Regions from separate parts of the Homo sapiens genome. Here regions 1, 2, 3 and 4 are each linked to region 5. A link is a loop called in an ENCODE intact Hi-C map of the cell type or tissue named here. Cell type or tissue: mammary epithelial cell. All regions are shown on one strand. Region 1 overlaps VWA1 (von Willebrand factor A domain containing 1). Region 2 holds the start of SNORD167 (small nucleolar RNA, C/D box 167). Region 3 overlaps DVL1 (dishevelled segment polarity protein 1). Region 4 overlaps AURKAIP1 (aurora kinase A interacting protein 1). Region 5 has its middle 6.7 kb from the start of ATAD3A.

The links. Hi-C counts contacts between places; a loop is a spot of excess contacts. Peaks named below come from ENCODE experiments on the same cell type or tissue, not always from the same donor. Only the 100,000 strongest peaks of a DNase experiment are listed, where the experiment ranks them.
Region 1: it touches region 5 in a loop (7-fold over the local background); 17 of 110 quality-filtered maps call a loop at or near these places.
Region 2: a loop joins it to region 5, with 20 times the contacts of the local background. A loop is called at or near these places in 4 of 110 quality-filtered maps.
Region 3: a loop joins it to region 5, with 7 times the contacts of the local background. A loop is called at or near these places in 6 of 110 quality-filtered maps.
Region 4: a loop joins it to region 5, with 3 times the contacts of the local background. A loop is called at or near these places in 18 of 110 quality-filtered maps.

What each region holds. Positions count from the first base shown.
Region 1 is chr1:1,438,647-1,443,646 of GRCh38, reverse strand. VWA1 (von Willebrand factor A domain containing 1) reads right to left here. Exons shown (of 3, transcript NM_022834.5): 3 at 765-4,566. The coding sequence ends at 3,860. Among named protein-coding and RNA genes, the nearest start is that of VWA1, 5.5 kb to the right of the region's middle. RefSeq lists enhancers at 2,019-2,168, 2,785-2,834. In mammary epithelial cell, a CTCF peak has its summit at 2,559 (motif pointing right); no DNase peak of the experiment used is centred here.
Region 2 is chr1:1,302,365-1,307,364 of GRCh38, reverse strand. ACAP3 (ArfGAP with coiled-coil, ankyrin repeat and PH domains 3) reads left to right here. Exons shown (of 24, transcript NM_030649.3): 2 at 3,222-3,279; 3 at 4,084-4,203; 4 at 4,390-4,443. It overlaps SNORD167 (small nucleolar RNA, C/D box 167), which reads left to right and starts at 2,553; the gene lies at 2,553-2,636. RefSeq lists a silencer at 1,401-1,570 and enhancers at 2,591-3,191, 3,192-3,791, 3,792-4,392, 4,393-4,992, 4,993-5,000. In mammary epithelial cell, CTCF peaks have their summits at 1,102 and 1,967 (motif pointing left); DNase peaks (open chromatin) are centred at 1,604 and 2,514; H3K4me3 peaks cover 2,288 bases; H3K27ac peaks cover 1,324 bases.
Region 3 is chr1:1,342,587-1,347,586 of GRCh38, reverse strand. It overlaps DVL1 (dishevelled segment polarity protein 1), which reads left to right. Exons shown (of 15, transcript NM_001330311.2): 2 at 4,829-4,898. Among named protein-coding and RNA genes, the nearest start is that of DVL1, 4.3 kb to the left of the region's middle. RefSeq lists enhancers at 1-466, 668-1,546. In mammary epithelial cell, a CTCF peak has its summit at 2,790 (motif pointing left); a DNase peak (open chromatin) is centred at 2,596; H3K4me3 peaks cover 2,296 bases; H3K27ac peaks cover 2,121 bases.
Region 4 is chr1:1,369,880-1,374,879 of GRCh38, reverse strand. AURKAIP1 (aurora kinase A interacting protein 1) reads left to right here. Exons shown (of 4, transcript NM_017900.3): 2 at 90-175; 3 at 435-880; 4 at 978-1,144. The coding sequence starts at 124. The coding sequence ends at 1,079. Among named protein-coding and RNA genes, the nearest start is that of AURKAIP1, 2.8 kb to the left of the region's middle. RefSeq lists silencers at 2,517-2,811, 3,070-3,119 and an enhancer at 2,175-2,942. In mammary epithelial cell, a CTCF peak has its summit at 2,642 (motif pointing right); no DNase peak of the experiment used is centred here; H3K4me3 peaks cover 1,236 bases; H3K27ac peaks cover 553 bases.
Region 5 is chr1:1,502,965-1,507,964 of GRCh38, reverse strand. It overlaps a transcript of ATAD3B not described here. Among named protein-coding and RNA genes, the nearest start is that of ATAD3A, 6.7 kb to the left of the region's middle. In mammary epithelial cell, CTCF peaks have their summits at 2,264 (motif pointing right) and 2,873; a DNase peak (open chromatin) is centred at 2,924; H3K27ac peaks cover 540 bases.

The DNA of each region.
Region 1 (5,000 bases), 64 kb after region 5:
AATCCATGCACTTTGGGAAGCTGAGGCGGTTGGATCACCTGAGGTCAGGAGTTCGAGACCAGCCCGGCCAACGTGGTGAAACCGTCTCTATTAAAAATACAAAAATTAGCCGGGCATGGTGGCACCTGTAATCCCAGCTACTCAGGAGGCTGAGGCAGGAGAATCGCTTGAATCTGGGAGACAGAGATTACAGTGAGCTGAGATTGCGCCGCTGCACTCCAGCCTGGGTGACAGAACAAGACTTTGTCTCCCCCCACCCCCCAAAAAAGCAGGAAACACACAGCTACTGCCCGGGAGCTGACAGTCCTAAACTGTCCTCTCTCTGGCGGGAGGCTGTCATGTGGGCTGTGCTTCGGGGACTGGACTTGGTTTATTACTGTCACTATAGAAAATTGACTTGGTTTGGCCGGGCGCGGTGGCTCACCCCTGTAATCCCAGCACTTTGGGAGGCCGAGGCGGGCGGATCACCAGGTCAGGAGATCGAGACCATCCTGGCTAACACGGTGAAACCCCATCTCTACTAAAAATAGAAGAAATTAGCCGGGCGTGGTGGCAGGCGCCTGTTAGTCCCAGCTACTCGGGAGGCTGAGGCAGGAGAATGGCGTCAACCCAGGAGGCGGAGCTTGCAGTGAGCCGAGATCGTGCCACTGCACTCCAGCCTGGGCAACAAAGCCAGACTCCATCTCAAAAAAAGAAAAGAAAAGAAAAGAAAATTGACTTGGTTTATCACCGTCACTATAGAAAATTGACTTGGTTTATCACCGTCACTATAGAAAATTGACTTGGTTTATTACCGTCACTATAGAAACAGGCGACCTGCTTCCCTAGGTGGCTCCCAGCAGCGTGGCCCACGCTTGGACACCCCACTCCCCAGAAATCTGGACTGAGACCCCAGGCCTCTGTCTGGCTTCTCACGAACAGCTGTCTGGAGAGCTTCACGTGCTGGAGAGCTGTTGCTCCGTCATCGCTCACAGAGGCATGGGCCCGAATTTCAGCCCCCTCTGCCTCTCCGTCCAGTGGCCAGCAATGGGCTGTCCAGCGAAGGGCCTCGCACAACCTGTCAGGGACTGGTCTGGCACGCAGCCAGCGTGAAATCCTCAGGTTGGTTCTCTTCAGATGTGGGAGGTGACCGCAGCCCTGCTCACAGAGAGGGTGGAAACTGGCGCAGGTGTGGGAGCAGCCTCCCTTCGGGGTCTCCTCGAAGTACCCAGGGCTCTCCCCAGCGCTGCCCGCCCCCAGCCTTCTGAACACCTGCCACGTGGATCACAACCTTGTCGCTCTTCTCGTCTCAACTAGAAGCAACTGCAGCATGGCCCTTCCCGATTTCCAGGTGCATGTCGAAAAGCGTGCAGTGGCCTTGTGACGTGGCCGGGCCCTTGGCAAGGAAGTCCTGGCGGGTATCAGCCTCTGCACTGCACCCTGGGTGGACTGAGTCGGGGCCAGGATTGTGTCAGGGGAGGTGGAGGAGACGCGGGGACAGCCGGTTCACAGCGGCCTGGACGGAGCACTCCGGGGCCAGAGCTGTTCTGAGACTTGGTGCAGATTCAAAGATTTTAAAATGCCTGGGGCTACATAAGGGGCAGCACTTCTCAGACGAGGGCTTCTGAAAGGGGCATTCCTTGGCACTGAGATGGAGACGGCAGTGCCTTTTCACCCTCTCCGTGAGGCCTTGTGCTGTGCTCAGCCTTGGTGTGCAGAGATGGGCAGAGGGGAGGCAGAGCCTCTGCCAGACGGGTATGTGGGGAGCAGGGTTGTGGCCAGGGCCCCCGCTCTGCCCTCTCGGGATTGCAGAGCTGGAGCTCCTCCCAGCTTCTCATGTGAGTCTGAGTCGTCCACAGAAGCCACTGAGGCCACCAGGAATGAGCCCCTGGTGCCCCGCTGCCACCTGCAGGGTGCTCCGTGAGCTGGGCCTGGGCTCAGTGTGCAAGAGGCATCTCCTCTCACGTGACCGTGGGCTCAGATCTGCCAACACTCCGGAGAACAGGGTAGGGGGCAGGGGCTGCACGAAGGAGATCCTACCCCTCCAGAGGAGGTGGGGCCCGAGGCCCGGGCCTGCAACCCTGGCCACCTGCCGACCAGCAGTGCAGTTGTGAGCACGCCACCTGCAGTGACACACACAGCCCATGGGTCCTACTCAGGCCTCCGTGGCCTGACTTGGGGGCTAAGGGGAGCTCAGGAGAAACCCAAAGTCCAGCCAGCAGGGCCCCCCCACAGACACCCCCTGCACACACAGGCAGGGGGGCCTACTGTGTCTCATGCATCATCACACCGGAGGGCAAACTCTGCGTGGTGAGCCTGGCCCCAGCCGGCCCTCCATGAATGGTGACCACACCCAGCTGGTGGGCGGTGTGGCCTTGGGTTTCTGGTGGGGCCACGGGATGCACAGAGCTGGGTTCTTGGGAGACGGTGCCAAGGCCAGCTGTCCCGAAGGTGGCCCCTGGCACAATGCCCACCAGACCTGAGGGAGGGACTGAGACCACCTCAATGCTGCAGTTCCTGGGGTCACGCAGAGTCCACGTGGGGAAAGGGGCAGTGGACCCCATGCGGTGCAGGGTGTGGCTTTGCCAGCAGAGGGAGCCCGCGTGGCCCTGGGCCCAGGGCTCCGGGCCGTGGCAGAGACTGCGGTGGGAATGGCCCTGCAGAGGCCCCAGCCCCCTTGTCCTCTGCATTCCAGCCACCTGCCCTGGGCCCAGCTCCAAAGGAAGGGGGCCCAAGCTCTCTGAATAAAAGGTGCACATGAGGACCAAGGAGGCCTGACACTGGGAGGGGACAGCTCCACCTCCTCTCCCCGGACACCCCAAAAGGCGGAGACGTTCACAAGCTGTCCTGTCGGCGGCTGCTGTTTGTGGAGGAGTAAAGCATCCTAGCGAGACTGCAGGCTCGGTGTACATCTGATTTACTGAATTTTAAAGTCTGGGATGTTAGTGGGGAAGAGGCGAGGTGAGCATTGCGTGACGCCGAGGACTAGGCGGGGCGGGGACTGCACCTGGCTAGGCACCCCCACCCTGGGCAACTTGCCCACGGACCCCAGGGCAGTGAGTAGTGACAGGAGGTAGCCCGGGGTGAGACCTCTCACAGCAAGAAGATGGTGTGGTTGCTGGGGCCTCCCTGGAGAGTGTCGTCCCTGCGGCCCCTGGGAAGTGCTCCCTCACGACGGAAGGTTTCCTGTCAGTGCGGTCCCGGGGCCTGATAGTGGCGGTGGGCGGGTGGGGTCACGTGTCCTCAAGGTCCTGAATGCCCAGCTCTGCCCCATTCCTCTGATTCCCAGTGGCTGCTAGCTGGACCCAGCTGGTGTCCTGGGCATGAAGGCAGGGCCACCGTCCCCAGCAGGTGCTGCCCTCCTGGCCAGCTGAGCATCCTGGCCACCATCAGCGTCCAGGTGCCCCTACTCGCCCTTCCTCTTCTTCAGAAGCCTTTGCGGACCTGACCTGGGCCAGCTTCCCGCGATTCCCCTTCCGCTTCCTATCAACGTCCAGGACCCAAGCTGCCCGCCCCAGGCCAGCCCTTGCCACTTGGGGCCCGGTCTTCACACGTGGGAGTCTGACCGGGGCTCCTCCCTGAACAGTCCTGGGTCTGACGCTCTCAATTATCACCCACGGACCCACACGACGCCCGGCTCTGGGCGGGGATGGGGCCGGGGCTGCTGCGGGGTCCCGCCAGGCGAGGCCCCAGCCCTGGAGGGCAGGCGCCAGGCGGGGAAGCCCTGCGGCCGCAGGGAGAGGGCCGGGGTCGCGCGGAGTCCGCGTGGGGAAAGGCCGGGCCTGCACCCGTCTGCCGGGTTGGGCGCCTCCGCTCCGGGTTCGGGACACAGGGGCCCTCAGGTAGGCGCCGGCCCTCTCGGCTGGGCGGGGACGCCGGCTTACGGCTCACGGCTGGCGGTCCCCGGGGTCGGGGCGCGGGGCACGGGGCGTGGGCGCGGGCGCGGGCCGTCGGGCGTGCAGGCCTTGGCGGACAGCGCGCTCTCGCGGCCCGAGCGGAAGGCGGCGGTCACGGTCACCAGGTAGGCGGTGCCCGGCGCCAGGCCCTGCAGCGTGGTGCAGTTGCGGCCCGCGGGCACCTCCACCCGCTGCGCCTCCCCGCCCCGCAGCGGCCCGAACTGCACGTGGTAGCCGAGCGCCGCGGCTGAGCCCAGCGCTGGGGCCCAACTCACGCGGAGGCTGCGCGGCCGGGCGTGGGAGATGACGATGCGCTCTGGCCCGGCCTCCTCTGGGGCGGGGAGGGCGGCGAGCTGCGTGGGGGCCGGCCCAGCCCCCGACTCCGGGCCCGAAGCCCCCGGCCCTGCCTCACCGGGCCGCGTGCGCACCCGCAGGATCTGGGGCCTCAGGAGGCGCACGTTGGACTCAGGCACTAGCGCCACGTCGTAGTCCGTGTCCGGGTCGAGGCCGGCCCAGATCCAGTCCGTGGCGTTCCCTGGCAGCTGCTGGCGTCTTGCAGCCCCCGGCTGGGCGCTGGGCACCAGCTCCAGCACATAGTAGCCCGAGTCTGCGGTCAGCAGGGGTGGCCAGGCCAGGCGGAAGCCGCTGGACGTGATCTCCGTGGCATGGAGCTGCTGCGGCCGCATCGCGTCTGTGGGTGGTGCAGGGGGTCAGGGAACAGCGGTCAGTTCCTCCTCCGCTGCTGGAGGGCGGCCCTGGCTGATGGGGAAGATCTGGAGATTGGAGGCCCCACTAGGAAAGACGGGGCCCCGCGGCCAAGGAGCTGCTGGAGCCATGCCCCGCAGATGCTGGGGATTCTCAGAACGTGCCTTGGCTGGGGGAGGACGGAGGAAAGGGTGCAGCCCCCTCAGGCCCTGTCAGAAGCGCCCCTGCCTCCCTTAGCCCCAAACCCAGTCCTTTGTGGAGAGGTGCAGTGGCCAGATCAGTGACCAGGACAAAGGTCCTCAAAGACGGCAGAGTCCACGGTGGTGCCTGAGAGCAGAGGACCAGCCCCAGCCTGAGTGGCCAGGCCGGGGTCTGAGGTCAGCCCGGCTCTCTGAGCTGCAGCTAGGAGATGGGAGACCA
Region 2 (5,000 bases), 200 kb after region 5:
GCAGCTGGAGCCGCGTTTAAGGCCTGGGGTAGGGTGCTTGGAAACGTGAAGTGGTTTGAATGACCCAGGGGCTTGGAGGGGTGGCGGCCGAGAAGAGCGGCGGGGAAGGTCAGGTAGGGGGTAGGGGTTGTGTGCACACCGAGTCTGCATGTTTTCCATCATTCGTGGCGTGCAGGCGTGTACACCTGCGTGAACTACATGTTCACAGACGTGTGCACAAGTGTGCATCGGCTTTGCTTGGTGGACATTTGGCAAACGACAATGGAGGCAAAGAAACCTCTCTGCATCCCCAAGTGCGCACCTGCGTGAGGCCCCCTCCTCTGCACGAGCTCGTGCGGGGTGCGCTCTTGTGAACTTTGCCCCTCTGCGTGCCTCCCTCCGGACACCAGGCCTTGCACAGGACGTGTGGATGAGCTGTGCCACGGGGCTGTGCTTGCTTCTGCATGTAGCCTGCCGATGAGTGCACGCAAGCGTGTGCACACACCACCTGTCTGTGTGGGTTCACGTACTGTGTTAGCCATGTCAGCAATAGACACATCACCTTGTACACGCGTGTTCCATCACTAGGTACACATGTTGATGCGTGTCTGTGCAGTGTCTCCTTGAACACACATGTATGTGTGGTACCAGTGTGTGCAGGCATGTTTGTGCATGAACATGTTTGCACATGTGTGCTTGATTGTGTATGTGTGGGTGTGCACGCGCGCGCTGGGTCTCTTGGGATCTGCTGGCAAGTCAGCATGTGTGTGGAGGCACGGGGAGCCTCTGTATCCCTGGAGCCCTCACCAGGAGGCTCAGGAGCCTTGGAGTGGGAGGCTCAGGGCCAGCCAGGAGAGTGGCCGCCAGCCCTGGGCAGAGGAACTGGGGCCATCCTCTGCTCTCCCATCTTCTGTTGCTGACCTGGGAAAAGGGGTTGAATAACTTGAGCACCCTAGGATCCTGCATTGAGGACCCGGGCTGTGGGGAGGTGTGGGCATGGCCTCCCTGCTGGGGGCTGGACCCTGGCTGAAGCACCCACCTTCTCCCTGGCCCCTCCGTCAGAAGCCTAATGGACCTCCTCCTCCACGCAGACGGCCCTGTACTGCCCTCTTCCAGTCGTGTGGGGGTGCTGGAACCCACTCACCTCTGGGCCTTCTCTCTGGTAACCGGCTCTCATGGGAGCCTGTTACAGGAGCCAGTTATGGGGGCTGTGGGGCTGCAGTAGGTGCCGTAGAGTGACTGCCCTGGGAAAGTGCCTCACCCCTGTGGGGCATGGACTGGAGTGGGGAGATGAGAATGGCCTGGCCCAGTGGGTTTTGGGGTTAGGCTGTGATTTAACTGGGGTTCGAGGGGCTCCCTGAGGCTGTCCTGGGGGCAGGCCCTAAGGGCGTAACTTGAGTTTCCTGGCCTACCGCCAGGTTGGGGGGCCAGGCAGGGTGGGCGGGAAGATGTGGTCTGTAACGTGGAGCCTGGTCGCCCCAGCCCGGGAGAGGGGGACCCTGCCCGCACCCTCCTGGTCTGGGGAGGGCCTAGTGGCAGCCCAGGTGCAGTGGGCCGGAGGCCAGGGGAGCCCGTGTAGGGGAACCGCCTGGCCTCTGTTCAGTGTGCCCCTCCCCTGGGTGGGGCTTCAGGCGCTGAGTCATGGCTTTGGTTGGGGGGCAGCCTCACCCTCCTCCCCGTCCTCCAAGCTGCTGAGGAAATCCTGGGCTGAGCACAGCAGAGGAGGCCTAGGTCCCCAGGACTGAGGAAGGGAGAGCTGAGGGGCTCCCAGCAGTGGGAGCGGCTCTCGGGGCCTCTGCCAGGGCCCACCCTGTCCCCATGAGCACGTCCGTGAGCTCCTGGGTGCAGCCATCCCCCCTTGCTGGCTCTCCAGGGACACGGGCGCCCCAAACCCGAGGGCGGCAGCTCTGGGTGCAGCTGTCTCTGCATCCGGCCCTGCTCAGGGGTGGCTGCAACTCCTGGGGTGTGGCGCTCTCTGCTGCCTTCTCCTGGGAGGATGGTCCCTTCTCTGTTCTGGGATCCTCCAGCTGAGGTAGAGGTCAGGGTCCAGGGGCTGCAGGCTGGGCACTGGCGGTCAGCGGACACCACAGCGAGATTCCCTCCATCGCCCCCTGCTTCGGGATTCAGAGTCCTCTTAGCCCCTTGGGAACAAGAGAGGGCTGCTCAGAGAGGACCTAGTGTCCTTCTGGGGTGGCTGGGACCCTTCAAGGTCCCTGGCTGGGGCAGCCTGGTGCCTGCAGCTCCAGCTCCTAATTGAGGACACGCCCCATGTAAACCACAGGCCCCTCCCCCGAGGCCTGGGACACCGGTCAGGGTAGCAAGGTACGAGGGACTGTAGGCCCTGATGGCCTCTGCTCCTGGACCCCTGCCCTAGACCTGGAGTCCTGGCCCCAGCCCGGGCCCTGTGGTGCCCAATCCCCAGGAGGCCAGATGGCCCGGACAGCCAGTGAGCCGATTGTGTGGAGGGCTGCCGGGATCCTGGCCCTGTTTCCCTGTTGCCTGCTCCCGGAGGGGGTGGTCACGTGCCCGATCCATCTGCCTCCTGTCTTCCGGGGATTCTCCCGCCGAGGCTTCTCTGGTGATGTCATGCCTTAACTCTTCTCTCCCCAGGCAGCCCCACTGTCAGGCTGTCCTGGTGGGAGTGGGCTCTGAGGAGGATGGCCTACCCGTCTTTCCAGCGGACCATGCCGCTTGCAGCTGTGAGGTTGGGGGAGCCGGGGGCGTCTCTCCCCAGCTGGTCTGGGTCCTCCTGGTGCTGCCAGGACCGAGAGCAGCTGCCCTACTGCCCCCACCCTGTCCCACAGTGCATGGGTGCCAGACCTGGATGGGCTGCAGTAGTGCAGTGGGGTGAGGGGAGGTGCCGCAGGGTTGAGGGGCTCCAGATGGGTCCAGGGTTGACTCTGAACTCCTAGAGGAGAGGCGGGTGAGGCTGGCTCAGCCCTTGGTGGGCACTGTCCCTGAGGGACTCCCAGCGGCCGGCTGTCCTGGGAGAGGCTGGTCCAGCCTTCTTCCCCGAGGGCACAGCAGCGGCTGCCTCTGCCTGCCTGGGGTTGGGGGGGCGGGGGGAAGTGCACTGAACCTGGTCCCAGTCCTGCCCCCGTAGCAGGCAGGCGTCTGTCTCCCAGCCTGTTTCCTGAAAGCCCCTTCCCATGGTGGAGCCCCTCAGGGAGGTGCGGGGGGAGGTGAAGCCCCGAGGGGGCTGAGGCTGCAGGTGACCCCAGCCAGCCCCGTTCTTGCTTTAGGGCGACCATTGACGAGGTGGAGACGGACGTGGTGGAGATTGAGGCCAAACTGGACAAGGTGAAGGGCGGGCCTGGAGCGCCCTGTGCCCGGCCAAGCTTGGGATGGCCACATGGCCAGACTCGCCCTCCAGGCCTTACTAAGCCACTTACACCCCCCATATGTGGAGCATGCGTGTGGTGCTCCAGGTCCTGGTCCCTGTGTCTTAGCATGTGTGTTCCAGGGTGCACATGTCACATGCACACATGTGGCTGGCCCTGAGTCTCGTCCCATCTGGGAGGGGCTGGGCTGTGGTGAGTCCCCGACCCACGGTGGCTGCCCGTCCCCTCTGCTGGGCTGGTGACACGGGGACAGCTGCTGTGTGGGCTGAGCCTTGGTGTGGCTGGGGCTGGGGCTGAGAAAGGGGAGGGGGCAACAGGCCGTGGAGGGGGGAGCCGTGTCCATGAGCCCCACATGGGCTGAGAAAGAGGGGGCAACAGGCCGTGGAGAGGGGAGCCGTGTCCATGAGCCCCACATGGGCTGAGAAAGAGGAGGGGGCAACAGGCCGTGGAGCTGGGAGTGGGCAGCCTTATCCATGAGCCCCACATGGGCTGGTTCTGCTGGTCCTGCTGGCCCTGGGTCCCCTGCCTGGCTCCTGGTCCCTCCCAGCCGAGCCGTGGCGGCCCCACCCTCCCCTCCCAGACGGGCCTCCAAGCCCCAGGCAGGCCCAGGCGTGAGGAAGCTGCACCGGGGCACTGAGTCCTGAGTGCCAACGCCCTGAGTGGAACCTACCCTGGGAGCTCTTCCTGCCTCTGAGTGGCCGTGTGTGGTGGCGAGTGCAGGCGCCAGTGCCCACTGTGCTCACCACGCCCCGCTGGCCCACAGCTGGTGAAGCTGTGCAGTGGCATGGTGGAAGCCGGTAAGGCCTACGTCAGCACCAGCAGGCTTTTCGTGAGCGGCGTCCGCGACCTGTCCCAGCAGTGCCAGGGCGACACCGTCATCTCGGTGAGGGGCCGACTGACCTCTGACCTCAAGGTGGGGTTGGGGGAGAGGCCGAGGGAGGCAGCCCCTTGAGGGCGTCCAGGCCAGAAGCAGGCCGGTGTCTGCACCGCCCAGGGGCTCAGAGGGCGTGGCTGGGTGACCTGGGCCCGGATTTGCCATCTCAGCACGGGTTCCCATCTGCTCCTCCAGGAATGTCTGCAGAGGTTCGCTGACAGCCTACAGGAGGTGGTGAACTACCACATGGTGAGCGCGGCCTCCCTGCCACCTGTGGGCTGTGCCTGGCCTGGAACCGAGCTGCGCTGGCTCACCTGAAGGCCGGCGTCGGGTTGGGGGGGGCACGTTTCTGCTCCTCTAGTCGGGGGGGGGGGGAATCCCACATTTTCAAGTCAGTGTGGGGTTGGGGGACAGCCCTGGGGGCTCTGCCGTGTCCCAGGCAAGGGCCACACTAGACCCTGGGGGAGGGGTGGTTTATCCAGGGTTCCCCCAACTGGGCAGGGCTCTCGTCCCAGGCTGGCCTGGCTGCCATTTGGGTCTGGGTGGCCCCCGGGGGCCCTGGCACTGACGTGGATGGACACACAGGACAGGCACCCGTGAGATGTGGGGCTGCAGCCTGGGAACCTGAGCCGCAGACTGAACAGAGGAGGTCCCGAAGTAGACAAGGCAGGATGGCTCAGCCGTCCCTTTGCTCCTGGTTGTGCCCGGTCCTTCTCTACTTCGGGTTCCGATTCAGAGCCCAGGCTCCAGCTCCCCAGGCCCAGCCCCTGGGTGCTCCCGGCTCTGGCTGAGTGCTCCCTGCTGCA
Region 3 (5,000 bases), 160 kb after region 5:
TTACTAATGCTGTTTGTTGCAAATGTGTGCCACCAGGAAATGCGTAGTGAGGAGGTGCCCAGCCCCCAGGTTCTGCTCCTGGACCATGCTCTGGGATGAAGCCCTGGGGGAGTCCGCCTTCTGCTCCTGACACCCACCGGGGGCTGCCCAGGGCAGAGACAGCCTGACTGTTGCCCTAGTGCACTTCTAGCAGTGGCTGCACCTGCTGGGCACATTTGGAGGACGCGTGGGTGCCCGGGCCTGGGAACAGGGTGGGCAGGTCTGGGTGTCGAGGCAGGCTTGGGGATGCGGCCAGGAAAGAGACAGGGGAGCTTCAGTGTACAGCTTTGGAGGCTGCAGACTTACAGGGGGCTGGGAGTCAGTGGGGCTGCAGAGGTCAGGGCTGGGCTGGGCTGGGCTGTGGGGGTTGGAAAGAATGGACTGGGGTGATGCTGGAGGTCCAAGACGAGGGCCTTGCTCTGTAGCCTCCCAGGTCCTCTGGCTGGGATGGGGGCCTTGCTCTGTGTCCTCCCTGGTCCTCTGGCTGGTGGCCTCAGGAGCCTACGGAGGACCCTCATCAATTACTTCCTTCATCCCTTCCCCTGAGTTCTACCCGCAGACCTCTCAGCACTGTCTGTTCTGTGGAATAGAACCCCCGTGGGAGGGGCTGGTTGGTCAGTAATACTTTAGCTTAAGCGACTGCTGAACTAGACACTGACCCTGGATGCCAAGCGAATGTAGTTGGAGATGGGGGGAAGAGAAGGCAGGTCCTCGCTGGTCTGGGGTGGCCTTCATAAGAGAGGGAGCTTCAGGCTGGGGACGCTGAGGAGGCCCTGGTGAGTCGGGGGTTCCTGCGCCAGCCCCCGCTGCATTCTCAGCCCAGCCCTGGTTCCCCAGCCTCTGCTCCAGAGCATGACTGACCACCTTGCAGTGCAGGGAGCCTGTGTCATGGCCACAACCACGTGCCCTGGTCTGGACCCCACTCCCCACGCACGGCTTTGGCCCAGTGGGTGAAGGTCCCCCGCCTGTCCTCCACTTTTCATGCCCTGGTCACAGCTATTCTGACCCAAGATCCCCAGGGCTGGGAGGAGGGCAGAATTGGGGAGGGTCTCTGCCTGGTGCTGGGTTTGGTGGTTGGCAGGGGGTCTCGCCCAGCCTTGGGCCGAGGCAGAGGAGGGAGGGTGTTTGGCTCCGGGTCCCCACTGCTGGGTGCGTGGCGGATGCTGGGCCTGCTGGACTTGGCACCGAGGCTGTCTGTTGGGCACAGCTCCCACAGTTCATCTCCGAGGTGGGGGTGACCCAGGCCTGGGACTGGGGGATGGGTGGAGGCAAGGCTGTGGGCCCAAAGCCCTGGTCCCCAGGGCCGCCTGCCATGGGCCTCGGTGTTGTGACAGCTCCTTGTGTCCTGGGTGGTGCTGTGGGGAGCTATGGAGTTGGGGAGGCTCTGCCTGGCCTGGGCTGTGGGGGGAGTTCCCACTCCGCCCTCCCTGGCTGTGCCACTTGGGGTCTGTGACTCAGCCTCTCTGTGCCCTGAGTGCCTCCCTGGTTTTGGGAGGGTCCAGGCAGTTCACCTACTGCACTCATAGCCATGGCCTAGCAGGGACACTTGAGCCTGTGTGTCCTGAACCGGGGGAGGGGCACAGAGAGATCCCAGGACTCGGCACCACCCAGGGGACAGGCTGGTGGAGAGCCCCTGGCTCTGGGGTCAGGGGTTGGGAGGCCACAGACCCCCAAGGCTGAGGGCCCTGACCTGGGGCGTGCACAGGGGGCTCTGAGGGCACAGGATGGCTCTGCACCGCCTGTCCTGGGCCAGCTACCCCTGCCAGCTTCCTGCTCCGCCTTGGGAGAATGGGGTGCATTCGGGACCACGCCACGTCTAGGGCAGCTGGCTGTGGCCTCTGGGAGTCTGGAGGGTTCTCTGCATCCTGTGTGGCCATGCTGGCTCCCAGGGCGCTGCCTCTGAGTGGATTCCTCCCCGGGGCGGGTCTGTGGGGGCAGCACACAGGTTAGCCAGGCCTCACAGGGAATCCCAAGGTGGGGGCACAGTGCCGGCAGGGGCGCCCCTGGCAGCTGCCGTGAGTTTCAGCGGAGGCTGCTACAGAGGCGCGGGGACCCCGGGTTGTGGGTACGCCCCCAATGCCTGGCCAGCCTCCAGCACCCTCCCCCATCTGGCTGGGGTGGGGACGGCAGGGCTCTGCCTGGGACCTGGGTAGCTGATCCCTGGAGCCCCAGGCAGACCCCACCCTTCCCTCTGTGCTGTTTGGGTCCTGCTCCCTTTCTCCTGGCCCAGCCAGGCTTGGGTCTGCACCCTGCCACTGGGGGCAGGGGAGGACTTGTTACACCCTGTTGGGCTGAAGAGGGCGGAGTGAGTAGGGCCTCTGGGTCCTGGCTGGACATCTGTGAGGGGGCAGGGGGCAGGGACATCCCAGGCAGCCTGGGGTCTTCGTGAGGCCCTGGCTGGGTGGGCCATGCGGGCTTGGGCCACTCTGGATGGTGGGAGGGGGCAGGGCCCTCTTCCGGTGGAGCCAGGCGGGTGCTGTACTGGGGTGCTGGGTGGCCGAGTCTCCCTCCAGTGAGTCAGAGGGTGCTGGGTGGCCGAGTCTCCCTCCGGTGAGTCAGAGGGTGCTGGGTGACTGAGTGTCTCCCTCAGGTGAGTCAGAGGGTGCTGGGGTTGGGTGTGGCAGGGGAGAAGCTGCCGGCCAGGCCACCTGGGGCCGTGTGTCAGGGACTGAGGTGGGGACCCTGCCAGGGGCTCTGCTGTGGTCAGGTCCATTAGAGACAAGGGCTCACTGTGGGCCCTGGCCCCCTGGCGGCAGCTAGTGGTGGCCTCGGTGTCCGTGGGGCCCGCCTCACCCTGGGTTGCTCCAGCCTTTCAGGTGTGACAGCCTCTCACTGTGGCGGCCTCAGCCTGGCATGGGGTCATGGTCTTACCTGGGAAGGCTCCTGTGTGGGGGCAGCAGACGTGGAGGGGTCTGAGAAGTGACCTTCTCTGCTCTTTGGGGGCGTCTACCTCATGGCCTGGCCCTGGGTGGCCTGGGGAGGCAGCTGCAGGACCCCAGAGGGCTAGGTAGGGGTCCCTGCTCCCACCTGGGCTGGCCCTGCCTGCTGTCCACTCTGCCCTGAGGCTTGGGGCCTCTTCCCAGCAAGTGGGTGGGCCAGGGCTTGGGTGAGAGTGTGGGTTTGCCACTTTGCCGGGGGCCTCCTGCTACCTACTGCTTCGGAGTCTGGCTGAGTCAAGGTGCCCCGGGGTCAGGGGACCTGGAGCGGCCAGTCGGGGTGGCTCTGTAGCTCGCAGTGGGACTAGCAGCCACAAGGCCGCTTCCTGCCAGGTGTGCGGCCAGGCCAAGCCCCGTCTCCGGGCTCCTATTTCTCCACTGGGCCCAAGTCCCGGGCGTGGAAAATGCTGCTGGGCAGGGCAGGGTGCCACGAGGCGGCGTCCAGATCCTACCCAGCCTGCTGCCTGGGCCCTCAGAGGTCACAGTGTGAGTGTCGACCACAGCCCTGCCTGCCTTGCTCCTTGGCCTGGGGACCTGCCCCTGCCCAGCCATCCCCTCTGTGCCGTGTGGGTTGCCACCCTGCCCTCTGAACTCTGAGCTCGGGTCACCCGGCCTCCTCCTGGTTCGTGTCCCCTGACCCTCTGCGGCCTGCCTGGGTGCCCTCTGCCCCGTTCCCAAGCCTATCTGACCTGGGGGTGGACTGGTGAGGCACCTGGCCAGCTTGCTCTCCTGGGGGCCCTGCCGGCTCCGCATCCCCTGCTGCCCCTCTAGGTCCTGAGGTGCAGGGAGGTTTGGTGAGTGGAGGTCTTTGTCTCCCTGGCTAGGTGGACAGGACAGGAGGGTGGTGGGCGGCCTCTGGGGACCTGTGGGCCCTCCCAGCCCACCTACGTCCGTCCGTCGGGTCTGAGAGTCCTTGTAGGTGGACTGTGAGCCTGACTAGGGGTGCAGGGCAGGGGTCAGGCAAAGCCCTGCCCTCACAGAGCCTGACCCTGGGCAGGCAGGCACAGGGCCTGGGACCTGAGGCTGCTCCTGAGACGCCAGGAGGGTGGAGTAGGGCCATAGGGCATGGCTGGCATGATGGAGAGGAGGCTGCTGGGGGATTTGGGCTCCTGGTTGGGAATGACAGGTCTGAGTGCAGGGGTGGGTGCAGGTGGCCTGATGCCCTGGCTGTTGAGGGGTGGGCGGCTGGTCTGGAGCTGGCTGGGAGGTGGAGCGGTGGACCTGAGGTCTGGGGCAAGGGACAGGGAATAGCCTGGGGAGCCTTGGGGCCCGGTAGGTGCAGCTGCTGCTGCTGAGGAGGCTGGGGCCTGGCCCTGAGGAGTCCCAGTGTGGGGGAAGCCCTGGGGGGGGGGGGCTCCAAGCCCCAGGAACAGATGAGGTGGGGGTGGTTGGAGACAGCGTCTGGGGCCACCACATACATGAACCGAGGGCAGCTGGGCACGGGGGCTTTCCCAAGGAGGCCTCACCCTAGCTGTCCTCCTACCTGGGGGCTGGGGACCAACGCTGCAGGGGACTGAGAGCCTTTGGCTGAGCTGCCCCTGTGAGGATGTCCACAGCCACTGTCCCCATGCTGGGGGGGTGGGGGCCCAGGATGTGACGGAGAGGAAGGACGGTTCCCGAGAGGAGAGTGCGTTAGCAGGGGTGTCCGCAGAGTGACTGGCCCCATGCTGGGGGGGTGGGGGCCCAGGATGTGACGGAGAGGAAGGACGGTTCCCAAGAGGAGAATGCGCTAGCAGGGGTGTCCACAGAGTGACATTGTGTGGGCAGGAGGAGCGCCTGCTCTCCAGGCCTCACCTCTAGAACCGCAGGGTTGGGCCCCCCAGGTGGGGCCTCACGGCAGCATATGCCCACAGGGTGGTGAAGGAGGAGATCTTTGATGACAATGCCAAGCTTCCCTGCTTCAACGGCCGCGTGGTCTCCTGGGTGAGCCCCTGTGTCTTGGCCCCGAAGGCTCGCCTGGGGAGCATTCCAGGGTGGGGCTCTTCCTGGGGGAGGCGGTGGGTGTGGGGAGGCCCTGGCAGGCTG
Region 4 (5,000 bases), 130 kb after region 5:
GTCGCGGCGGGACCAGACGCCCCAGTCCCGGCCCGCCCGCGACTACTGAAGGCGCTGCCGCCTGACCTGAACGGGCACTTGTGTTCCAGCTCCCCTGGGACCTGTGGCCGCCGCCCACAGACCATGCTCCTGGGGCGCCTGACTTCCCAGCTGTTGAGGGCCGTTCCTTGGGCAGGTAGGAAGCCGCGCGGGGGCGGATGGGAGGATGCACACCTGGTTAGGAGTGCGGGTCTCAGCAGCTCCGCTGGGGCAGGGCCGGTGGCCACACACACACTCTTTCCCCTCTAAGCTTCCGATGCTCACAGAGGGAACCTCAGGGGTTCAGGCCAGGAATGAGGTGCGGGGGATCCTCGCTGGGACGAACCTGCTGCTCCTCAACCCGACGGGCCTGTGTGGTCTCGCGAGCGGTGACCGTGGCGTCTGGTTTTCTGCAGGCGGCCGCCCGCCTTGGCCCGTCTCTGGAGTGCTGGGCAGCCGGGTCTGCGGGCCCCTTTACAGCACATCGCCGGCCGGCCCAGGTAGGGCGGCCTCTCTCCCTCGCAAGGGGGCCCAGCTGGAGCTGGAGGAGATGCTGGTCCCCAGGAAGATGTCCGTCAGCCCCCTGGAGAGCTGGCTCACGGCCCGCTGCTTCCTGCCCAGACTGGATACCGGGACCGCAGGGACTGTGGCTCCACCGCAATCCTACCAGTGTCCGCCCAGCCAGATAGGGGAAGGGGCCGAGCAGGGGGATGAAGGCGTCGCGGATGCGCCTCAAATTCAGTGCAAAAACGTGCTGAAGATCCGCCGGCGGAAGATGAACCACCACAAGTACCGGAAGCTGGTGAAGAAGACGCGGTTCCTGCGGAGGAAGGTCCAGGAGGGACGCCTGAGACGCAAGCAGGTGAGTGGCCCCCTGCTTGGCCCTGGGAGGGCAAAGTGCTGAGAACACGTTTCTTTGCCACGAATTACTTGGCGGTCCCTCTCTCTGCGTCTTGCAGATCAAGTTCGAGAAAGACCTGAGGCGCATCTGGCTGAAGGCGGGGCTAAAGGAAGCCCCCGAAGGCTGGCAGACCCCCAAGATCTACCTGCGGGGCAAATGAGTCTGGCGCCGCCCTTCCCGCCCGTTGCTGCTGTGATCCGTAGTAATAAATTCTCAGAGGACTCAGCCTTTCCTGCGGGTCTGGAGCTCCATTTGCCGGGTGTGAGGTCTCTCAGGATTGAGGCTGCTGCCAGTCCCAGGTGTTGCAGAAGACCCGGGCAGCAGGGTGGCAGATTGGCCGTCCCTCTCTCTAGCTGGCTCTTGGCCGCCGTCCAGAGGGTGCTGGGCCTGTAGGAGCCCCAGCCTCGCTGTGAGCAAATGTGTGCTGTGTGCAGTTCAGGCTAGGTGCTGTGGGATCACTGTGAACAGATCCCACAGCCCCTCCCTGAGCACCACATTCCCTGGGGAGGCCGACCCGGATGGCAGAAGTACAGGGGGACAGGACTGGGGTTTAGGGAGCACCCGGAATGCACGGGGTGATTCAGGTGTATTTCATGAGTGGAGGGTCGGGGAGGGCCTCATTGGGAAGGCAGGAAAGGTTCTGGTACCACTGGCAGTGGTGGATGGTGCCCGCCAGGCTCCGTGGACGTGATCCTCCAGTGGCCCTCCAAGCTTTCCGGCTACAGGGCCAGGGTGTTGGCCTTCCCAGGCATGTCTGCCATCTCCTGGGGCCCTGAGTGGACGTGGGGACTAAGCAGGAAGAGTTGTCCCAGAAGGGGTTCGGGGCTGGGGGGTGGCTGAGGAAAGGGTCTCGTTTACAGGGCCGAAGAATCCCTGAGGCTTAGGTTGAGCCAGAGGCCCCTGGTGTCTCCACGTTCCTCTGGGTGAAGAGGAGGAACGCATTATTCCCCCCCCCTTTTTTTTTGAGGAAGAGTCTCATTCCATCACCCAGGCTGGAGTGCAGTGGTGCGATCTCAGCTCACTGCAGCCTCTCCCTCCCAGGTTCCAGTGACTCTCCTGCCTCAGCCTCCTGAATAGCTGGGATTACAGGTGCCCGCCACCAAGCCCGGCTAATTTTTGTATTTTTGTTAGAGACAGGGTTTCACCATGTTGGCCAGGATGGTCTCGATTTCCTGACCTCAAGTGATCTGCCCGCCTCAGCCTCCCAAAGTGCTGGGATTACAGGCGTGAGCCCCTGCGCCTGGCTGGAACATGGTATTCCTAAGAGCAGGGATGTGCAGGGGCCCTTGGACTTGGGTAGCAGGGCATGGGTGGGCACTGGGAAGCTGCTGCCCCCAACAGCTCAGCGACAGGAGAGGGGCCTTTGCGTCCGCCCCAGGCGGTTGAGTGGAGGCTCTGGAGCCGCAGCCTCTCCCCCACCGTGTGTGAAGGCTGAAGGCTGGGCTGCCTCTCACCAGAGACGTGGGGGCCTCTTGTCTTTTGTCACAGAAATGTGTCTGAGACTCAAGCTTGAGTTCCTTGCCCATCAGACCTTGGGGAGGACTTGAGCGCTATTCCCAGCAGTTTCTCTAGAACAGGACGAACTTGTGGGTCACACATTGTCCTGGGAGTTGGGCCCTGGACGTGCCAGCCAGCGAGGTCAGTAGGCCTTGGCTGTGGGTCCCTGAGTGCACGGAGGGGTCTGGAGGCTGTAGCGGGTGGAAGTGCGCTTCCCCAGACCACCACAGGGGGGCAGCAGCCGGGCTCCTGGGTCCAGGGCTGGGGACCAGGACAGGTGGCAGGAAGCGTCTTGTGGGGCCCCAGCTGGGGTCACAGGCATCATTCCTGGGTCTGTTTTCCCAGCTGTGAGTGGGGCAGGGCTCCCAGGGCCGAAACTCTCCCAGGTGAAGTGGAGCCCGCTCAGTGCCAAGCCTGGCCCTGCCCCAGCCTCCCGGTGCTCTTGGCCACCACTGGCACCCTCTGTAGTGCTGCTGCCCCCCCGCGTTTCCTTCCATCCCGGGCTCACCTCCCCCTTCCCTGTATGAGGGAGGAGATGTGGGAAGCTGAGTGGACCTGTCCAGAGTCCTAGCCTGCAGAGCTCAGCTGGGCAGCCCGTGGTGGGGAGCAGCCCTACCCAGCTCAGGCACAGCCCTGGGACCCCCCTTGGCCCCGGCCTCCTCCACCCCTGCGTGGGGGCCGGCTTGGGGTGCTCCTGGGAGGCAGGTCAACCATGGCTTTGAGCCGCATCTGGAGACATCTGTGGTTGTCAGTGGGAGGTGCTACTGGCATGGGTGGGTGGAGGCCAGGGATGCTGCCACACACCCTGCACCATGAGGACATCCCCACGACGAACCCATCAGCTCACGTCAGCAGCGGTGGGTACCCCTGCTCCAGACGTCACCATCCCGGCGAGGCGGTGCCTCAGCTGTCCACTCCAGCTCCCGCAACCCAGGCCCCTCCTGCAGACCCACATCCTGCCCAGCCTGCAGAGCTCACCCTGCCTTGGCTTGGAAGCCTTTGTTGCCCAACCACAACCTTGGGAAGCAATTTTGGGGTTTTATTTTTATCTCTGCGGTTGCTCCCAGGCCACAAGAGGCCGTCCCTCCCCTCTTCTCTGTGGGGCCTCCACCCTGCCCCTGCCTGTGAGACATGCACCCCCCTCTCTCTGTTGCCTCTCCCCTGTTCTGGCCCTGGGCATCACCTGGGTGAGGGGCCAGAGGTGGGGTGGGCTGGGCTGGGGGCCTGTGGAGCTGCCAGCGACCTGCCCCTCACCACAGCGTGTCCTGGTGGTGTTCAGAGCTCCAGTTCCAACCAGGACTTGGCTCTGCTGGGGATGGTCCTGGTCAGTGGGGATGGTGCCCCAACCTCACGCCCAGTGGTGGCATTCATCAGTGGCCTCCATAATGGGGCACGTTGGTGAACTCAGCCCCACGCCTCTTCCTCTGGCTGCTGCGTCCCTGGCAAGCTGGTGTCTTCTGCGCCTTCCGCGGGGGCCGAGCCTGGGGCCTGGGGCCTGACCAGCCGCAGAGCTATGGCTTCAGAGCTTTCATGGACCATGGGCAAGGCCCTCAGCTCCCACCCCCGGTGCCCACCCAGGGCCCTGCCTGCTTCAGATGTGTGTGTGTTGGGGGGCAGGGAGGCAGCACACGTGTGTGCCAAGCCCAGAACCTCCAGGGAGCCGAGCTGAGCACTCACTGAACACGCCGTCTGAGAAGCACGCAGGTTGGCGGTGGCAACAGAGACCCTCGGCGTGGAGTGGAGTCTGGGAGGAAAGCTGGCTTCCCTGGGCTGGACCCCCCGAGCCTCCCGGGAAGGGCACTGGGAGGGGGGAAAGAACATTCCTATTTCAGGCTGGAGGAGTCTGGGTCCTGTTTCTGAATGCCATGTTTCTCTCATTCTTAGGTTACTACTTTTTTTTTTTTTTTTTTGAGATGGAGTCTTTCTCTGTCGCCAGGCTGAAGTGCAGTGGTGCAATCTCGGCTCACTGCAGTCTCCACCTCCCAGGCTCAAGCGATTCTCCTGCCTCAGCCTCCTGAGCAGCTTGGACTACAAGTGTGTGCCACTGTGCCCAGCTAATGTTTGTATTTTTAGTAGAGATGGAGTTTCACCATGTTGGTTAGGCTGGTCTCGAACTCCTGACCTCGTGATCTGCCCGCCTCGGTCTCCCACAGTGCTGGGATTACAGGCGTGAGCCGCTGCGCCCGGCCCGATAAGTTCTTTAGAGGAGTTACTTCATTGCACCACTGATTAGAATTAGCCATTTCATACGCGCCGAGCCTAAGTACAGAGTTTAACTTGCCGGGAAGCCATGAGCCAGCCCTGAGTCTGTGTGATTCCTAAGCTTAATTGTAAAAGTAAATTATTTTTATAAAAGTTATGCTTGTGGGCCAGGCGCGGTGGCTGTCGCCTGTAATCCCAGAACTTTGGGAGGCGGAGGCGGGCGGATCACGAGGTCAGGACATCGAGACCATCCTGGCTAACATGGTGAAACCCCGTCTCTACTAAAAATACAAAAAATTAGCCAGGCATGGTCGCAGGCGCCTGTAGTCCCAGCTACTCGGGAGGCTGAGGCAGGAGAATGGCGTGAACCTGGAGGTGGAGC
Region 5 (5,000 bases):
CCTGGGTGGGATTCTGGGGCAAGACCCAGTCGCGGGTGGGGCCAACAGTGACACATGACGTTCACCACGTGGCGAGGCCCCAGGCCCGGGAGCTCTCTGTGCTACCCTTGCAATTTTTCTGGGAACCTAAAATCTCCAAGCTGTAAAAGTTGAAAGAGAAGACCTGGACCTGATTTCTTCACATGTGAATTCACAAAACATTAAGAATCAGAGCACTCCTCAAACTCCTGGACAAATTGAAGAACATTTCCTCACTCATCCTAGGAAGCCAGCAGTACCCTGATATCAAACCCAGATGAAGATGCCACAAGAAAAATGACAGGCCAATATCCTTGATGAGCATCACTGGGAAAGTCCTCAACAAAATGCCAGCAAAGTGAATTCAGCAGTATAATAAAAAAATTATACACCCTGACCAAGCAGGATTTATTCCTGGAATGCAAGGATAGTTCATACGAAAATCATGTTCCACATACGAAATGTTCAACATACAAAAAGCAATCAATATTAGCAGAGTGGAAGAAGGAAACCACATGACCCTCTCAACTGACGCAGGAAAAGCATTTGACCAAATTCAACACCCTTTTATGAGAAAAACACTCAACAAGCCAGGAATTGAAACACACGCCCTAAACATAATGAAGGCCATATATCACAAGCCCACAGGTGACATACTCAGTGGTGAAAAACTGGAAGCTTTTCCTCTGAGTAAGGAACCAGGCAAGAATGCTTTACTGCTTCTATTCCACATACCACTGGAAGTTGTGGCCAGGGCCATTAGAGAAGAAAAAGAAGTCATCCAAACTGAAAAGGGAGAGGTAAAATCACCTGTTCTCAGATGATATAATCTTATATGTAGAAAATCCTAGAATCCTGCTGGGCGCGGGCGGTGGCTCACGCCTGTAATCCCAGCACTTTGGGAGGCTGAAGCGGGCAGATCACGAAGTCAGGGGATCGAGACCATCCTGGCTAATATAGTGAAACCTCATCTCTACTAAAAATACAAAAAATTAGCTGGGCATGGTGGCAGGCGCCTGTATTCCCAGCTACTCAGGAGGCTGAGGCAGGAGAATGGCGTGAACCCAAGAGGCGGAGCTTGCAGTGAGCCGAGATTGTGCCACTGCACTCCAGCCTGGGTGACGGAGCGAGACTCCATATCAAAAAAAAAAAAAAAAAAGAAAAAAGAAAATCCTAGAATCCATATTGGAAAAAACAACCCCGTGACATCAGCAAAGTTACAGGAAACAAAATCAACAGCAGAAACAGCTGCAATTCTACATACTAACAATGAATAATCTGAAAGGGAAATTATGAAACCATTTCCATTTACAATAGCATCTGAAAGAATAAAATACTTGGAAATTCACTTAACCAAGAAGGTGAAAGACTTGTACAATGAAAACTGGCCGGGCGCCGTGGCCCACGCCGGTAATCCCAGCACTTTGGGAGCCAAGGCAGACAGATCACCTGACGTCATGAGTTTGGGACCATCCTGGCCGACGACTGCACTCCAGCCTGGGTGACAGAGTGAGACTCCATCTCAAGAAAAAAAAAAAAAGAAAACCAGACAACATTGCTAAGAGACGTCAAGGCAATATAGAGACTGGATGCAATCCCTGTAAAACCCGAATTATTTTTTACAAAAATAGAAAAAGCATTAATACGTTGATATGGAACCTCTAGGGATCTTGAATTGCCAAAGGGAAAAAAAAAACTTATTTTATTTTTTTGCGAGGGAGTCTCACTCTGTCACCCAGGCTGCAAGACAGTGACACGATCTCAGATCACTGCAACCTCCACCTCCTGGGTTCAAGTGATTCTCCTGCCTCTCAGCCTCCCAGGTAGGTAGGATTACAGGCACACACCACCATGCCTGGCTGATTTTTGTATTTTTAGTAGAGACAGCGTTTCACCATTTAGGCCAGGCTGGTGTCGAACTCCTGACCTCAGGTGCTCCACCCACCTTGGCATCCCAAAGTGCTGGGATTACAGCCATGAGCCACTGTGTGTGGGTGGCAAGCCAACCAGGTGCTGAGGCAAGAGACCGAGGGCACGAGCTGTTCCAGTGTAATAAAATATATAAAATAGGAATAGTTATACCAGATATAGATCTTAGATATGATTATATATGAATATCATTCATCATTAGTTTGTAGCAATTGCTCTTTATTCCAATATTATAATAATCCTCGCTCTATAATCATAATCTAGGAAAAACCAGGCCATACCGAGATAGGAGCTGAAGGGACATAGTGAGAAGCGACCGGAAGACAAGAGTGCGAGCCTTCCGTTACGCCCGGACAGGGCCACCAGAGGGCTCCTTGGTCTAGCAGTAACGCCAGCGCCTGGGAAGGCACCCGTGACCTAAGCAGACCGTGGTCTAGCGGTAGCGTCAGTGTCAAGGGAAAACACCCGCTACTTAGCAGACTGGGAAGGGGAGTCTCCCTTTCCCCGGGGGAGTTTAGAGAAGACTCTACTCCTCCACCTCTTGTGGAGGGTCAGGCCCGCCCACAGTTATCCGAAGGCCTAACCGTCTCCCTGTGATGCTGTGCTTCAGCGGTCACACTCCTAGTCCGCCTTCACGTTCCATCCTGTACACCTGGCTTTGCCTTTTAGATAACAGTAGCAAAATTAGTGAAAGTACTAAAAGTCTCTGATAAGCAGAAATAATGGCGTAAGCTGTCTCTCTCTCTCCCTCCCTCCCTCTCTCTGCCTCGGCTGCCAGGCAGGGAAGGGCCCCCGTCCAGTGGACACGTGACCCACGTGACCTTACCTATCACTGGAGATGGCTCACACTCCTTATCCTGCCCCTTTGTCTTGTATCCAATAAATAACAGCGCAGCCTGGCACTCGGGGCCACTACCGGTCTCCACGTCTAGGTGGCAGTGGTTCCCCGGGCCCAGCTGTCTTTTATCTCTGTCTTGTGTCTTTATTTCTACACTCTCTTGTCTCTGCACACAAAGAGAAAACCCACCGAACCTGTGGAGCTGGATCCTACAACTGTGCCTGGCGCGCACACACACACACACACACACAAACTGTTGAAGGACAAAGTTGGCACTGGGCGCGGTGGCTTACCACCACCACTGTGAGCAGTGCAGGATGAGCATCCTTGTAAGGGACACCAGAGTGAGAGCTCAGTCACTCTCTCCGCCACATGAGGACCCAGCAAAGAACACTCCACAGGGAGGGACTGAGCTGGCACCCTGACCTTGGGCCTGTAGTCTTCAGAGCTGTGGGCACACACGCCCCAGTGGTTATGGCAGGCCCAGCAGTCGACCACACTCCTGTTCTCTCTTTTTTTTTTTGTTTTTGAGACAGAGTTTCCCTCTTGTTGCTGAGGCTTCAGTGCAATGACGTGGTCTCGGCTCACCGCAACCTCCGCCTCCCAGGTTCAAGTGATTCTCCTGCCTCAGCCTCCTGAGTAGCTGGGATTACAGGCGCCCGCCACCACGCCCGGCTAATTTTGTATTTTTAGTAGAGATGGGGTTTCTCCATGTTGGGTCAGGCTGGTCTCGAACTCCCAACCTCAGATGATTCGCCCACCTCGGCCTCCCAAAGAGCTGAGATTACAGGTGTGAGCCACCGCACCTGGCCTTGCCAATTAAATTTTTAAGCTACAATGCCCACAACAGGCAACATGTGAACCCCGCCTGTGAACTCAGGACTGAAAGTGAGGGACCAGGCACTGTGGCTCACGCCTGTAATCTCAACATTTTGGGAGGCCGAGGCAGGTAGATCCCTTGAGGTCAGGAGTTCAAGACCAGCCTGGCCAACATGGTGAACCCGTCTCTACTAAAAATCCAAAAATTAGCCGGGTGTGGTGGTCGGTGCCTGTAATCCCAGCTACTTGGGAGGCTGAGGCAGGAGAATCACTTGAACCTGGAAGGCAGAGATTGCAGTGAGCCGAGAACGCACCACGACACTCAAGCCCGGGCAACAGAGCAAGATTCCGTTTCAAAATAAATACATAAAATAATTAAAATGCAATGCAATGCAATGCAATGCAAAAAAAATTCTGCTGAGTGAAAAGAAATGAGGTGAGAATGTCAAGAAGATCCCCATCCTCCGGACAACCAGACGCCCTCACCAACACTGGCCCTCCCTCTCGGGAGGCTCTGCGGCACTGTCTCTCACCTCCCCTTGTTTCCTTCTGTGAAATGAGGCGCCCAAGCTCGGCCCTGCACCCCACTGCTGCCCATGTACATGCCACCAGCCCTACCCACCGGCAGTAGCCCTACCAATCTCCATGCCCGAACCCCATGTGCGCCCCGGCCTCCCCACCCACACCGGCCCCACTCACTTTGAGCTTGGACTGTTGCTCCAACTGCAGCGTCTGCTCCTGCATCTGTGCCACATTCAGGGCGTCCTTTGATGTGGCCTGCAGGCACAGGGGCACAGAGGGCGGGTGTTAGGATACACGGATGCCGCTGGGCAGGCACCACACCAGCCAAGGGGCTTTCTGGAATCCACGGCCACGCCTCGACCTCAAAGCCCCCAGCCCTGCCTCCCCATCCTCCTTCCTAGTCAGACCTGGCGTGACGATGCCCCATCCCCAGCACACGGCCTGATGCATTTGTGAGGTTTTATGCCCTCCAGGGATGGTCTTGGAGAGCCACATCAGGAAGGCCATCCCACGTGGACGGGAGGAGGCTCTTGCCCAATTCAACACAAAGTCAGGCGATGGGTAAAGTGTCCATTTTATCATGATACATATGCTTTTACTTTTTTTTTTTTTTTTGAGACGGAATCTCGCTCTGTCGCCCAGGCTGGAGTGCAGTGGCGCTATCTCGGCTCATTGCAAGCTCCACCTCTCGGGTTCGTGCCATTTCTCCTGCCTCAGCCTCTGGAGTAGCTGGGACTACAGGTGCCCGCCACCACGCCCAGCTACTTTTTGTATTTTTAGTAGAGACAGGGTTTCACCCTGTTAGCCAGGATGGTCTCGATCTCCTGACCTCGTGATTCACCTGCCTCGGCCTCCCAAAGTGCTGGGATTACAG